2 separate regions of the Homo sapiens genome follow, and region 2 is linked to region 1. The links are chromatin loops, found by intact Hi-C in ENCODE. Cell type or tissue: OCI-LY7. All regions are shown on one strand. Each heading gives the region's core, and the rest is flanking DNA. Links, peaks and the distances in the headings are about the cores only.

Region 1 (8,340 bases), core at 189-8,188:
AATAAAGAAAATCAACAACTTAAGGTTGTTGTGAGGATTAAGGAAAAGGCTTAGAACAGGCCGGGCATGTTTACAAGGCTCATGCCTATAATCCCAGCATTTTGTTTACATGGCTCATGCCTGTAATCCCAGCATTTTGGGAAGCCAAGGTGGGAGGCTGACTTAAGACCAAGAGTTTGAGGTTGCAGTGAGCAGTGATCGTGCCACTGCACTCCAGCCTGGGCAACAGAGTGAGACTCTGCCTCAAAAAAAAAGAGAGGGGGGCTGGGGCTTAGAACAGTGACTGCACTTAGGAAATGACTTTTATGTGTTCATTATTATTATTATTATTATTATTATTACCACTATTCTACCACTTCTGCTATGACTATTACTACTAACTGGGGTAGTACTACTACCCCAGAAATGCTGGGTCAAACTTAAATTGGGTTCTTCAGAATGAAACAGGCAACTGGGGAGCTCTGTGGTCAGATCAGCTCCAGGAGTATACTCTATCCTCAACTTTTGCAATCCCTCTGGGAAGTTAAGTATTTACTGACATTACTAAAATAGTGAATTTCCAGGGTGGATGGCATCACAATCTCCCACATTTTCTGGTACGTAACCATAAGACCTATGTGCACACAAGCACCTGGTTCTTGAGGGGGGCAAGAACCAGGAGGTTAGGCATGGAAAAGGCAGATGTGGCACAGTTCATTTTAGTCAATACATGAAGCTGACAAGGCTATAAACTGCAGATGAAAAGCCTGCACCTCCCAAACCGTACGCTGCAAAGATCAAGACTATGTGTGATCACACAGGAACAAGGAGTGATCTGGGCTGTGAAGAACGGAACTGGTCCATCAGGTGAAAATCTACCAAGGTTCGACGGTCAGAAAATTCATCTCTAATACCACTACTACTCCTAGTTCTTCAATTCTTTCCTCAGAGTCCTGATCTTCTACTGCCATGCAACTTCCTCAACGTTTGGGGCGTAGCCAATTCAAGTTAAAAAAGTTTGCCTAAGAATTTCTCTCCAGCTTTGAAACTCAGATTCATTTTATAAGAAAATTGGCATCACGCCCTTCTGGGTCACAGCGAGGTCCATAAACCATCTGAGATGTGTGAGACATCTAAGTCACTTTGACTATCAACAAGAAAGCATGTTGGATAAAAATTAATTAGCACAAAACTCAACTTAAAATTAGATGGTATGTTATGAGACAAATGCTCATCTCTTATTAGCCAAAAGACCCAGATATAACAAAATTAAGCCAGTCCAGCAGAATGAGAGCAAGAATGCAATGTGTGTTCCAAACCTAGAATCAGGAATAATCTAAGGTTTGCTTAGACACTTTACCCCAAATTTACAGATTTTGAACTCTCTACTGTACAGTCCTTTTTTTTCTCCCACGTTTGGAGGAAACATTTTAACGTGTATATTCTCTGGGAAAACCCTAAAATCTGGTTTTTAGGGAGTTTCCCTCTTATCTAATCCTTTGCCACATTATTTTTGTTTCGAATCTGTGGTCTTTGCTTTGTTACCATCTCTAGATGAAAAGCTATGAAGCACTTGGGAACACAGAAACTGAGATCCACAAGATACAAATGAGTTTCATGTAAGCTTTTAAAGACCTTTATCTGTACCCATCAAGCACAAACAAGTAATCAACGACTAAAATGTCTTAATATTTCTCTCTAAAATCATCAGGCAGCTACAATCAGGTGGACAAGTCGTTCCTTAAAATTTAATATCATTTAATAATTAATAATTGCACAATAGCATATATGCGTAGTAATAGCATATATATGGCATGTATATAAAACATAGCAAAGTCATAGCAATCTTTGCACTTTTGGGAAAGCTAAAATGATGTAATAAACTTACTGTTAAAGAAAATATCTACAGAGGCAGGGGCAATAACACAGCTGTACAATTGTGCCTTAGGGGGTATAAAATACAGTCCACTTTGTAATCCCGAAATGGCATGCAGCCATAACATTGTAACTTCAACTTAGCACTGATGGGGAAAGGGATCCTTAAAGTTTAGCATATCACCTCAGAGATCTTTTTTAAGTACCTATTTCTGTCTCCCTTCCCCCTCAATTTTTTTTAAGCAGAGAAGAACATGAAAGAACAGACCCTTTCTAATACACTGTATTTCGCAGTGGGGAAAAAAGGAGAATAAAATGGCAATAACAGAAGCATATTAGCATATTTAAAACACTAGTACATTACCCTGAACTAAAGCATCCTTAAAGTAACATGAAAGCAAGAGAAACTATATTTCATAAAGTGTTGCAAACTTTAAAACACCAAATTGAACTACTCCTATAGAACAATTTCATGCCAGATTGCTTTGGTGGCAAATTAATAAAGGCAGAATTGCTCTTTAGATCTTTAAATTAACGAGATTAAGGAAGACAATGTCTTTCTCTGTGCTTAATTATATTGACTTAATTTCTTAATTACTATTAACTATACTTTTATGTTTTACAAGTCACACTCCATTTTTACAGCTGTTCTTTAATCCTCGGGTAATCTCGTATTCTGAAGAATCACTTGAGAATAAAAACAGCAAAACTGAAGACAAAATTCAATTGGGCTTAATCCACCTGTACATTCTGCCTGAATCAATTCTTATGCCAGTATTTTGAGGCATTCCAGAAAAGTGCCAGACTTTTCAAAGAGAAAAATTAAAATGATATTCTGGTTCACTGAAACTCCAAGGAGTAGGCCTGAAGAAAAACCGTGCATCAGACAAGCACGCACCAGTGGGGTGAGGGAGGACAACCCCAACTGGGGCCCAACACTCCACTACTTAACGTTTCAAAAAATAAAATCAACTGTGTATAAAATCATATTTATACCTAGAAGGTCTAGTGCGACGACACAAAGAAAGCAATTATAAGAAAGGAACTAGGCTAGGCAAGGTGGCTCACGCCTGTAATCCCAGCACTTTGGGAGGACAAGGCAGGCAAATCGCTTGAGCCCTGGGGTTGGAGACCAGCCTGGGCAACATGGCAAAACCTGGTCTCTATAAAAAAGTATAAAAAAAAAAATTAGCTGGGTGCGGTGGCATGCACCTGTAATCCCAGCTATTCAGGAGGTTGAGGTGGGAGGATCGCTTGAGCCCAAGAGGTTGAGACTACAGTGAGCCATGATCATTCAACTGCACTCCAGCCTTGGTGACAGAGCAAAACCCTATCTCAAAAAAAAAAAAAAAAAAAAAAAGGGGGCGGGGGCAGGGCTGATATTTACTAACAAGACCTCTGGACTGCAAATCCAACACAGATACTAATATGTCATTTCCACTTGGCTTCCAGTTGTATTTAATATGGTCAAAAAATGCATATATTATAAGGAGAAACATAACCCCCTAAACCTCTGCAGGATAAACGAACTCACATTATTTTCTAAAAGAACGCAGCAACCCAGTCTGTCCTATCATCACACCGTGAGCTCAGAAAGAAAATCTGACACACGCAGCAGAAAGTGCAAAATGTTATTTACTAACCTGGTGCCCCTGTGAAAGCAGTTGCTCCATATCACCTTAAAGAAAGAATCCTTACTATGAAACCAATCTCCAAGGCAGCTGATAGCCAAGAGGTGGCAAAATCGACTACCCTGAGAATCCAAATAAACGGGCAAAGCCTTCCTGTTCCCAAGCCCAGTTTTGGCTGACTCCCTCAAGGCAACTTAAGTCATAGCCAAGCCCACAAAGCACTTTAGCCTATAAGCTTTAGTAATGAACTTGAAACCACTCCCCATATGTTAAAGAGACACCGGACTGCTGTGAGAAATAAAACCCACATACAGAATGAGCTACAGCTTCAGGCTGCACTTTTGTACTTGCTGCCCAAGAAAACCATAACACAAACTTAAACAAAGAGAACTCTCACTCCCTTCTCTCCCCTCAGACACTGCAATAAAGTGAATGATTAATTTTAAGCAAGGGGATACAGTCTGCCCTCCATTAGGGCCATGAAATGACTTTTATATTGTTCAAGTTGTGTGGCAGTTATGGAACAGATAGCACTGTAATTTCACATTGCATAAGAGGGACATATGAAGTTATCATTTCTGAGAATCAAATGTAGATAGTATTACTATTTTCAGATAACATTGAATAAGCTTAAAAACCTCATCAAATCCAACGATTAACATAAGTTCAATAGGAAATTTTGTCAAAGAACCTTCTAACTTCTGATTCTGACTTAGTGTCTATAAATCTTAAAAACATTCTTATAATTCAGTTTCACCACCTACATTTAGAATGGATGTATAAGCTAAGACACGTCTTTTAACATGGATCTTTAAGCTGCCTTTTAAAATGGAACTTAATACCACTCACTAAGATTTCAAAATAAGAAATTTATGTTTCATTCTAGAAAAATGTAGTCAATCAATTCCTTAAAGCAGTTAGATCTTAAAACAGAGTCAGTAATGTTCTAGCATATTGTTAGAACATCAGCTTTTTAACACAATGTGTTCACAGTATACTTATTTTCCCCTAGTTTTCAACTCCAAGAACAGTTTTAATTCTAATGGCTTGTTGCCATGATTTGTATTTTGTTTAAATGAGACTTATTTCAACACAATAACCAAGGTTTTTGAACTTTAATTATTGTTTCTCCTAAACCATAAGATTGGACCAAATATGCAGGCAAAGCTTGATTCACCTGTTGCCAAACTGATTTACATGAATTACTGGTAAAATTCAAGTTACTCAAAACCTGTGAAATATAAGCCATTAGCTCAACAAATTCACCCATGAAAATCCTGGAGACTATTTTAGATCTAATACACACCTTGCCCACCCCTCTACCCACTCCCAGGTCAGGGCTCAAGAGGATCTCATGGGGTCACCATAGAATGAGGGGGCAAGATAATTTCTTTTCTCAGGGAAAAAAGAAAACGAGCCTCAAGACCTGTGGCTGATGACTTTAAAAGGAGCTAGTACCCCACCTGCTGGCAAAACCAAGCGAAAGCTGGATGAGCTGAACAAACCTCAGGGGAAATGTTATTACTTTGATGTTGGAAGAAAAACAGAGAAGGAGCAGCTATGCGAGCACATTAATGTCACATTCAGTATGTCGTTAAATATTATTAAATTTTTCCCCACAATAGTGATATATTTCTAGAGGATATAAAAATGCTCATGCAAAAAAAGTAGATTCAAAACCATCTATTTTACATGGATCTGGTTTGCAAACATATATGATGATTTGCATGCCCAAGGAAATCCTCTGATAAATAATATTGATCTCTCCTCTGCAGAAAGAGCTTCAAAAAATACTCCTGGGAGACCAACACAATCTTTGAAATGGAAGAAATATGAATAAATCCCCAACTCAGCTAGATAAACTACTGGTGGGGCTGTGTCTCCATCAGTCTGTATGTCTGTATTCCCAGAATTTCTCTTATCTTTCAGCAAAAATTTATTTCCTTTTGCCACATATAAATTAATTCTTCTAAAATGAATATCTGATATTAACCTTAATGAAGATGAAGAAAAGTTAAGTGGTGGGCACCAAATTACACTACATTCTTTAATAAAACCCCGCAATAATAAGAGTATAGCAGGATATGACTTTTAAATGAGCCCAAGCTGTACTACTAAAACTAAAATGAGGCCAGGTGCAGTGGCTCATGCCTGTAAGCCCAGCACGTTGGGAGGCCGAGGCGGGTGGATCACGAGTCAGGAGCTCCAGATCAGCCTGACCAACATGGTGAAACCCCATCTAAACCCCGTCTCTACTAAAAATACAAAAATTAGCCGGGCGTGGAGTAGTGCACCTATAATCCCAGCTACTCAGGAGGCTGAGGCAGGAGAATCGCTTGAACCCGGGAGGCGGAGGTTGCAGTGAGCCGACTTCGTGCCATTGCACTCCAGCCTGGGCAACAGAGCGAGACTCCGTCTCAAAAAACAAAACAAAACAAACAAACTAACTAAAATGAATAAGGATAGCTATTATATAAGCTCTTCCGATGAGCCAAGCTTGGTTCTAAAGTGCTTTATAAGTACCAACTCATTTAAACATTACCACTCTATTATTATACCAGTTTGTTTGTTTGTTTGTTTGTTTGAGACGGAGTCTCGCTCTGTCACCCAGGCGGGACTGCAGTGGCGCTGTCTCGGCTCACTGCAACCTCCGCCTCCTGGGTTCACGCCATTCTTCTGCCTCAGCCTCCCGAGTAGCTGGGACTACAGGCGCCCGCCACCGCACCCAGCTAATTTTTTGTACTTTTAGTAGAGACGGGGTTTCACCGTGTTAGCCAGGATGGTCTCGATCTCCTGACCTCATGATCCGCCCGCCTCGGCCTCCCAAAGTGCTGGGATTACAGGCGTGAGCCACCGCGCCCGGCTATTATACCAGTTTTACAGATGATAAAACTGAGGCGTCCAAAGGCTAGTAAGTACACTGCCAAGATCACACAGTTAGAGACAGAGCTGGGATTAGAACCCAGGTCGGTGCTCCTAGCCATGTACTTTAAAAACTCTTTCTTCCTGAGTGCGTACCACTTAAACCCTGCCAGGCCCTGGTCAAATGCAAGGGCGGGGGAGACAGTGGATAAGGCCTGCACTGTGAACAGTCCTCATAAAGGCTTTCCAGAGAAGTGGCCACAGAACTGAGACCTGGAGGTGACATGGAAGGGAAAGGGTCCCCAGGGAGAGGGCACTCACTCAGTCTGCCAAGGCAAAGGGTAAACGGGGTGGGGGACATTGGAGGGACTGCCTGCAGGGACCTTAGTAAGGCTGAGGGACCAGCAGAAGAAAATGCTGTGAGGAAGGCAGAGTCCTCTTATGTCACATCATGGAGCAAAGAGGCATCACCAACGGATGCTAAACCGGAAAGTGTCCAGATATGCATGTTGAAAAGGTAAGTAGGAGGAATGAGGCCTTTTTGGGTGAGTAGGAATTTAGACATTCCAGGTAAAGGCAAGCACAGGCCAGTGCTGTAAGACATACAAGTTTATACTTTCATAAACTGTATCAAGGAGGCTTGTGCCGTAAACCCCGCAGCAGCATGCGCACTGGCTCCCTTGTCAAGCCAGCTCGGGGCTGGAGCCACGTGGTGGTTACTAATGCCATTCACAGAGTTAGGGACAAGGAGGAAGGGCAGGGTGGTGGGAGGAGGGTGGGGAGATGCTCAAGCCAAGGAGTTCACTGAGGGAGGCTGGGTTTGAGGTCCTCTGAGCTGTTCAGGGAGGATATCCAGCAGGCCCCAGGAGATGCAGGCCAGGTGCTACAGTCCTTTGCCTAGACAGCAGAGGTGCACATTTAGGAGTCACTGACACTGAAGGAGCAGCTGCAGCTGGGGGACAGTGGGACACAGAGTTTGTCCCTGGAAAATGTACAGCATGAGAAGAAAGAGTGAAATTTAAGGCAAGGCTAAGGGTGTCAGACAGAATTCAGGCTGTTGATAAAAAATTTTATTTTTATTTTTACTAACTTCTAACTAAAATTATCATTTCCTTCTGTAACTTGTCATCAAAGATATTTTCTTTGACGTCAAAGATATTTTCTTAGACATCAAGGATTTTTCATATCACATTAGTTATTGCAATATCTCAAAGTATCATTTCCACTCATCACTATTTCAAAATTACAGTAGTTATTAGACCTGCCACTAGATACTGGTAAGTAATGCATTTTAATAAAGGACATGTATTACAATATGACATATTTACTTCTTTGCATATTGATAACTTTATGTCAGTATAATTGGTTTCCTTTGTAATCCTATGCATTTTAATTTTATGTGTTTAATTTTACAGAATAAATATTCTGTAGAGTGGTTCATTAGCTTAATTAGAATGTCAAAGAGGTCCCCATGGCACAAGTAAAAGTAAAGAACATCTGATTTAAAGAGGGAAAGAGCCCAGCGCAGTGGCTCACGTCTGTGATCCCAGCACTTTGGGAGGCTGAGAGGGGCGGATCACCTGAGGTCAGGGGTTCAAGACCAGCCTGGCCGACATGGTGAAACCCCGTCTCTACTAAAAATACAAAAATTAGCCGGGCGTGGTGGCACACATCTGTAATCCCAGCTATTCAGGAGGCTGAGGCAGGACAATTGCTTGAACCCAGGAGGCAGAGGTTGCAGTGAGCAGAGACTATGCCACTGCACTCCAGCCTGGATGACAGAGGGACACTCTGTCTCAAAATAAGTAAACAAAAAAAATTAATTAATTAATTAAAATAAAAGGGGAAAGAAAAAGCCACAGGAAAACACTTAAAAATAGCTCTGCGAAAAGGGGGACCCTAGTATGAGATGGAGACAGCTTTCAAAGCTAGGATGCAAACGCAGGACTTCTGACTTTGTGTTCTTTCTACCACGTGACTCCACACCCTAAAA
Region 2 (8,340 bases), core at 170-8,169, 570 kb after region 1:
AGTATTCAGAGATTCCTGGTTTGTTTTTTTCTTTTTTTTCAACAGAGGAGTTGGTGAAATAAATTATTTTGCCTTTTGGTCATGTCTAGAATTCAGATAGTATAATGGTGTGTGATTTTATGAGTCCTGATGATGTTTACCAATAAAAATCAATATCCTTTTATTGCTAATAAGACATTTGGTTATTTTCCAGATCCCCCTAAGGACAATGGTGGTTCAGAAATCCTCAAGTACTTGCTAGAGATTACTGATGGAAATTCTGAAGGTGAAGTTTTTGGCAATTGTTTTATTCAAATCCAATAGCAAGCTCTGTTTTCTAATATAGTAAATGTCTTTATAGTAATAGTGAGTAATCATTAATTCTAAAGATAGAATTATTATTACAATAAACAAACTTTAGTCACATATTGGCAGTTTTTCTATTTCAAACACAGCACCAGAGATCAGAGTCTACTTGAAACTTACATTTGTGTTATTTAACAATTTTTCTGTATCTTTTTCATTGGTGTTTTGTTTTGTTTATCTTTTGTTTTTGTTTCTTTGGTTTGGTTTGTTTTTGTTTTGTTTTTTGAGATACGATCTCTGTCACACAGGCTGGAGGGCAGTGGCACAAACATGGCCCATTGCAGTCTCAAACTCCTGGGCTTAAGTGACTCTTCTGCCACAGAAGATGAGGAAGAATACATTTTTCATAGTGATGGGGTCTCACTATGTTATCTAGGCTGGTCTCAAACTCCTGGCCTCAAGCAACCCTCCACCTTGGCCTCCCAAAGTGCTGGGACTATAGACATGAATCACCACACTCAGCTTCCATGTCTTTTTATGAACTAGGGTTCCTAATTAATCAGATAAATTTGGTATTTTCATCTCCTAACTTGCCATATGTTTTCTGGAAATTCTTATAAGCAGCCGAGAGTGGTGGCTCACGCTGTAATCCCAGCACTTTGGGAGGCTGAGGTGGGTGGTCAAGAGATCAAGACCATCCTGGCCAACATGGTGAAACCCCGTCTCTACTAAAAATACAAAAATTAGCTGGGTGTGGTGGCAGGCACCTGTAGTCCCAGCTACTTGGGAGGCTGAGGCAGAAGAATTGCTTGAACCCAGCAGGCGGAGGTTGCAGTGAGCTGAGATTGCACCACTGCACTCCAGCCTGGTGACAGAGTGAGACTCTGTCTCAAAAAAAAAAAAAAAAAAAAATTCTTATAAGCAAAGAGAGTATCAGAGGCAGGAAGGGGAAGGTGGAGATAGTGAAAAGGGGTAGGTTCAGTAATCTACAAATTCCCATGCATGATTAAACAGTATATAGTATTGTGGGCTAGTGACAAGAATCACACTTTTATAACAAGTTTAGAAAATGTCTTTCCAACTTCATTGTCATTTTGCTTCAGGTTTTTGTTACTATTCATACTGGGTGGATTAACATGGGACAAATGTTAGAAATAAAATTCCTTAGTGCCTTTTTAAAAATTCTAAGGTTTTCTTTCTAATAAAATTCATTAGACTTTAATAGAGAAAAGTATAGTCTTCAAAACTTTTTAAATGACATATCATCTCACCACTGTAATAATCTCTCTAACTATTAAGGTTTTGTTTTGTTTTGTTTTGTTTTGTTTTTTGAGACGGAGTCTCGCTCTGTCGCCCAGGCGACAGAGTGCAGTGGCGTGATCTCGGCTCACTGCAAGCTCCGCCTCCTGGGTTCATGCCATTCTCCCGCCTCAGCCTCCGGAGTAGCTGGGACTACAGACGCCCACCACTAGGCCGGCTAATTTTTTTTGAATTTTTAGTAGAGACGGGGTTTCACCGTTTTACCCAGGATAGTCTCGATCTCCTGACCTCGTGATCCACCCACCTCGGTCTTCCAAAGTGCTGGGATTACAGGTGTGAGCCACCGCGCCCGGCCCACCATTAAATTTTTTTTTAAATGGCACATGCTAATGCCAAAAACAGAGAGCATTGATAAAACTTTTACAAGCAAGCAGTGCTGATGTGTGGCTGGCTTTTTATTCTGTACCATGAGAACCACCTGGAATTTTTTTAAGTCTGTTGGTTCCTATTTTAAGCTGAAAACATGAGAATTCTTTTGAGATGAGCACAGCTGTTCTAAACATAAAATCATATTTTGTGGTTAAAAACCTGGTTTAGAACTGCTGGGCATGGTGGCTCACACCTGTAATCCCAGCACTTTAGGAGGCGAGATGGGTGGATCACGAGGTCAGGAGTTCGAGACCAGCCTGGCCAACATGGTGAAACCCGTCTCTGCTAGAAAAAATACAAAAATTAGCTGGGTGTGGTGGCATGTGCCTGTAATTCCAGCTACTTGAGAGGCAGAGGCAGGAGAGTCGTTGGAACCCAGGAGTCGGAGGTCGCAGTGAGCCGAGATCGCACCACTGCACTTAAGCCTGGGCGACAGAGTAAGACTCTGTCTCGGAAGAAAAAACAAAAAACAAACAAACAAACAAAAAACCTGGTTTAGCTTTTCTTCATTAGAAAAACCCAACTAGGTTAGAAGTCATGTATATGCCAGTGGCTCGTTGTGAATATTTAAGTATGTTTTGAATTCTCATGGCTCCCTTTAGCTACTGATGACAAATCAAAAGTAGGGGCCCTTCTGGACTTCCAGTTAACAACTTTGTGACTGCATGGCTGAGTGAGTGATTGAATCTTTTCAGTAATCCTTGCTCCCAGTCACCTTTTCAGTACAGGTTTTTTTGACCTGTAATATCAGGATAATTGCCTTTGCTATTGCCTTTCTTCATATGGCCTTAGTGCATGCGACTCTGTTGTGAATCTAAACTAATAAGCCGCTGGGGGAATTTGTGGAAGTTACTCTAGTTAAAATACCAGGGAATAGAAAAAGCATTTCCCCTAAAACAACTTCATGTAGTAAAAGGCTTTTGTAAAGTGGTCAACTGGAAACACAGCGTGAGTGGGAATAAAACAGAGGAGTGAAGAGCCTCCCAGTGGCCTGGAATTGTGAGTCAGGCAGGCGGCTGAGGCAGCCCTGGGTGCCCTTGCTTCTGACGGCATCAGCCTTGGGGGGCACCCAGACTCCTGGTGACCGTTTCTCTCTTCAGTTCCACAAAGCGGTCAGATCACTTGGGTCATGCCACATTTGGTCTTTAATTTGTCACCCCCGTAGGCATTTTTGTCTTTTTTTTTTTTTTTTTTTGAGAGAGTTTCACTCTGTCGCCCAGGCTGGTGTGCAACGGCGCAATCTCGGCTCACTGCAACCTCTGCCTCCTGGGTTCAAGTGATTCTCTTGCCTCAGCCTCCCAAGTAGCTGTGATTACAGGTGCCCACCACCATGCCCAGCTAATTTTTGTATTTTTAGTAGAGACAAGGTTTCGCCAGGTTGGCCAGACTGGTCTCAAACTCCTGACCTCAGGTGATCCACCCACCTCGGCCTCCTAAAGTGCTGGGATTACAGGCGTGAGCCACCGCCTGTAATTTTTGTCTTTTAAGTGGAGCTCCATGAAGGCAGTCAAAAGACCCAGTTTTTAAAAGAGGATTTCACTTCCTTTGACCTCTAGGCAGATAAGAACAGGGAGAAATTCTTGCGTACCACCCCAGACTTGCCAGAAGCCTCGTGGCCAAGAAGTAGCCCCGTGCCTGGCTGCCCCTGAGGCCTCCTCACACCAGGAGCATTTGATAGCTTGCCCACCCCTGTTCTGTGTCTCCTACCACTCCCTCCATGCCAGCGGCACGTTTCATTATGGTTTCCCACATCCAAACCTCATAGCAAATGTAATTGTGGTGATAATAGGTAGTCTAGCCAGCAACACTAAGTATTAAAAATGACTCAATGTTATTTTGGTATTTAACTTTGTAAAAGAAAAAGGAAGAGCTTTCTGGCTATTTAAAAAGAAAAAGAAGATGTTGGTTTTCATGAAAACATAGAGCTTTTTCTTGTCAGCAATGGCTGATATGCTACATTTTTACAAGAGGCATAAAGTCATGCATAAGTCTTGTTTTACAGCGAATCAGTGGGAAGTGGCCTACAGTGGGTCGGCTACCGAATACACCTTCACCCACTTGAAACCAGGCACTTTGTACAAACTCCGAGCATGCTGCATCAGTACCGGCGGACACAGCCAGGTTGGTTTTGTTTCCATATGAAAGTAAACCTCATTGATCAAATTCGGACAAACTGTCTATAACATCAGAAGCAAATTGCAGTTTAAACAATGTATCTTGGTAATGCAACCTAATAGTATCATGTCAGGAAATGAAAAATAGAGCTTTCTGAATTGCTGTTTAGAGGTATAAGATAGGCCTAAATGATTCCCTACTGAATTGTGGTATTTTCGGGTACATTTGTCACTCACTCATTTCTCAGAAGGCTTTGACATAATCACCTGTGACAGTTGAAAATTGTCTGGAATTTGCATTGACTAAATAAAGGAGACCTCGGTTATTGCAATGATTAAAAAACTATAGATTTTAGAGTAAAAAGATAAGACCTGCACAGCACTGCTGTTACCACATCTATCAATTTTAAGAATTTGAGACATACCTTCCTCAAGGTACTTTACTGCCATCTGCTGGAAAGTTGTTGCAAAAACAATATAAATCCATGATGACTGAGCTGAGTGGCACCTCCTGAAGTTGTGTGGTACCCAACGTACACATCTGTAGGCAGCATCCATTCTTTTGTTTCTACTATTTATATGACTTTAGACTAACCTGTTAACATGTCAGGAGCCTTAGTTTCAACCACATAGTACTCTCATAGGCGCAAAACAACCTAATAAATATACATGGAGTACTCTAGAAATAATTGTTATCTAAATGGTTTTAACTTACACTCAGAAAAGTGAATGAGAAACGAGATGCCAAAAGATACTTTCACTGTAGAGATATTTAACATTATGATTTGAAACCACTAAACATTTAAAATGAAAGAGAAGGAGAGATGGTGGCTTACAGCCCTGTGCTGGGTTGACTTTTCAAGAGAATACCTGCCATTTGAAGGCCTAACTTTTCTAGTCAACCCACTTGCAACATCAGTTTTTGTGTTTACTTTCTTTTGCCCCCAAGGATGGTACTAGGGCATCTAGACTGCCCATGTAGACACTGCCTGTGAGGAGAAGGTCCAGCTGGACCATCTTTATACAGTGCCGAAGCTGTCTGGAATGCCTCCCAGGTGGAGTAAATCCAAATCAAAGCTGAGATTATCAGTGGTCCTTCCTATGTGTGAGGCACTACACAAGGTGGCACTGAGGCTGAACTGCTCAAATGCATAGAGTTCATTTCCTCTGTGCCACTTCTCAGGAAGAAAACTGAATGTGGCTGAGCTGTATAGCTCTACCTGATTTTCTCCCGTCTCAGGAAGTAGGTCAGCTTCCATACCACTAGCCTTACGCAACCAGATCCTGCAAAATAAAGGACTGCTTATTTTAGCATTAACAGTACCTGCTGGTTGATGTCAGAATCAATTGATTAATATTGAGTTTATTTGCTTTTCTGCTCTGTATGTGAGTGGTTGGCCATTTATGGTACCATTTTAAAATTTCATCCAGCTGTCGTTTTGTGTTCTCTTCTGTCCTCATGAAGGGTCTTTCTAATTTTGATTTGAAGGAAAAGAATTGTGTGCTTAGGATATACAGTACTCATGTCTGCTAATCTAACTTCAAAAATAATCATTCTTGTTTTTCCCAGTGCCATATGAAGTCTATAGCCACCCTTAAAACACACACACATAAATTTATATGAAGATCTTAATTACATTAAAAGCATACCATAATGTGCACACATTTAGTGTGTAACCCCTTTTCGGTAACATTTGCAGTTATGGGGTGGAATTTGCCTGATATGTAGAGGTCTGATAAATTCACAGTAACTAAGAGATGGTTCTCTCTGGTGTTTCTCCTGCAGTGTTCTGAAAGTCTCCCTGTTCGCACACTAAGCATTGCACCAGGTCAATGTCGACCACCGAGGGTTTTGGGTAGACCAAAGCACAAAGAAGTCCACTTAGAGTGGGGTGAGTGAACTAACCTTCACATTGACATTGACAATTTGGACAATTGGAGATGAAGACTTATGCTTTGTAGTTAAGTTTCAAAGCTTTCTTCTAAAGACCATATACGTTTTTGTCTGTTGAGGATGTCCATATTCTTCTTGAAGTATGTTGACCCAGGTTTTTTATGTGTGTCATTCCCCCCATCCACACCCGCAACACTGTCCCTCACCTTCCTCTTCCTGATGGTGCCACACACATGGTTTATCCCCCGCACTTCAGGGGACACATTTCTAGGGAGTATTTCAAGAACAGCCAGTCTTTTTCAGAAAGTTTTCAACTTTATTCATGGGAAAAAAATTTTGTGCTCCATTTAGAATTTAAACCAAAGAATGGTTTATAAGATCACATGGAATTCTTTCTCGTCTTTGTTTGCAACCACCTCTGCTGCATTGTCCTGTGTGGGTCCTGATGTTTTTACAGCATTGATTTAAGCTGTATTAGCGTTTCCTGTTGTGTCCAGCAGTTTACAACATGTATAATTACAAGTACAAATGTACAGAACTCTCTAGCAGACTATTTTTTCCTACCACTTATGTCTAAAGTATAATAAATTGTGCCAATTTGGGGTCCTGTATTTTGATTTAGCATGACCTTTGGTTTCCAATTAAAGAGATTTTTCTTCCCTCTTTTTCTTCCATTTACCTAGCATTAGAATATGAAGAAATATATCTAATGTTCCTATAATTTTGGGATTATTTTATCAATGTAATTAAATAAACTTCAGTGGACCCGCTTTGGAGAGTATGGATAACATCATTCAGAAACTTTTATTTTTATATCTCTTTTTTGGTGGGCATGGATTCTTTTGTAAGGGAGATACTGAGGCCGGCCACCTATGTGATATTTTGCTCAACTTGTGTGAAATCTGGTGCACTTTGGTCAACTGGAAGCACAAAGTGTTCTAAGATGAAAAAAATTCTTCATTCCCAGATGTTCCTGCATCGGAAAGTGGCTGTGAGGTCTCAGAGTACAGCGTGGAGATGACGGAGCCCGAAGACGTAGCCTCGGAAGTGTACCATGGCCCAGAGCTGGAGTGCACCGTCGGCAACCTGCTTCCTGGAACCGTGTATCGCTTCCGGGTGAGGGCTCTGAATGATGGAGGGGTGAGTATAAGCCCATACACCATAACCAGAATCAGAATGCATAATCAGAACCCAAAGTGCTAGCACTTCTGTCTCTAGCCTCCTGAAATTTTTGACAGTCTTGATGCAACCTTGACAACCATTAATGCAGTGTCTGTAAATCTTAATTCTGAGTTGATATTGTTGTGATTTCATATAGACCCAGCATTAGAAGTTTTCTGTTTCTTTTGTCCTCATATCATTCTATGAAGACAGCACTCAAGGTTAATAAGGATATCACCCTGTAGATATTTTCGACAGTTTTTGGAAAATTTCCTATTCTATTGACTTTATCAGTTCAGGGAAATTAGGATTAGATAATAGTTCTAATAAAAGTTTTATACTGTCTTGTCTAAATGAACCAGCAACATCTTAGGTCAGTTTTTACAACTAGAGAAGGGTAGTGGCCAGGGACACCAGCTTGTTTTTGTTTTGTTTCACGTGAAAACTACAGGACTCTCTCCTTCTATTGCTCCATTTGGAGTTGTCAAGTTGAGCTATCAAAAATTGAGAATATATATGTCTATGTTATATCCATAAAGGTTGTTGTCCTTTTTTTCTTTGAAATTGCCAAATGATGTGGATTTAGGGGGAGATGAATAATGAGCAGTGGGAGTCCCAGTAACTGTGAGGCTTTTGGGTGGGCTCAGAGATTGATGAAGCATAAAAGGGCAGAAGCGTGTGGGTAAAGCCAGCTAAATGCCCCGTCCAAAGTGCCAGTGGTTTGTGTAGATGGGCTCCATGCAAATAAATAGAATTAATTAATTGATGATTTTTTAAAAAAATAAGACAGCCCAACTTGCAGTGACTTTTTGTTTTAAGTGAAAGCAAGTTTATTAAGAAAGTAAAGGAATAAAAGAAGGGCTATTCCTTAGGCAGAGTGCCCAAAACTGGATTTCTCCTAATTCTCCAATAGAAAAGAATTTCAGACACAACAATGATACTTAAGTGAAAACAAAAAAGTCTGAACATTAACGCCTATGTACCTGAACTTATAATCATGTAAGCGAAAAGAAGATGGATAGTGATGAGCACACTGTTGTGTCTACCCCATTCTCTCATCAACTTTTCAGTTACTATCTGCCACAACAAAGATAAATGTGCAACTGGGCTGGTGTGAGCTGTACTTTTCTCAGCCCTTTCACTGATTTATCCTATAAAGAAACTATCTTCAGCTTGGGTTTATTCCTGTTGTATTAG

What was found. Peaks named below come from ENCODE experiments on the same cell type or tissue, not always from the same donor. Only the 100,000 strongest peaks of a DNase experiment are listed, where the experiment ranks them.
Region 2: it touches region 1 in a loop (2.5-fold over the local background); 10 of 110 quality-filtered maps call a loop at or near these places.

Annotation. Positions count from the first base shown.
Region 1 is chr3:171,767,698-171,776,037 of GRCh38, forward strand. All of the region lies in intron 1 of PLD1 (phospholipase D1), which reads right to left. Among named protein-coding and RNA genes, the nearest start is that of PLD1, 39 kb to the right of the region's middle. In OCI-LY7, for the core only: CTCF peaks have their summits at 4,953 (motif pointing left) and 5,152; a DNase peak (open chromatin) is centred at 4,964.
Region 2 is chr3:172,337,137-172,345,476 of GRCh38, forward strand. FNDC3B (fibronectin type III domain containing 3B) reads left to right here. Exons shown (of 26, transcript NM_022763.4): 16 at 194-265; 17 at 3,977-4,095; 18 at 5,875-5,980; 19 at 6,950-7,122. Among named protein-coding and RNA genes, the nearest start is that of GHSR, 110 kb to the right of the region's middle. In OCI-LY7, for the core only: a CTCF peak has its summit at 4,536 (motif pointing left); a DNase peak (open chromatin) is centred at 4,535.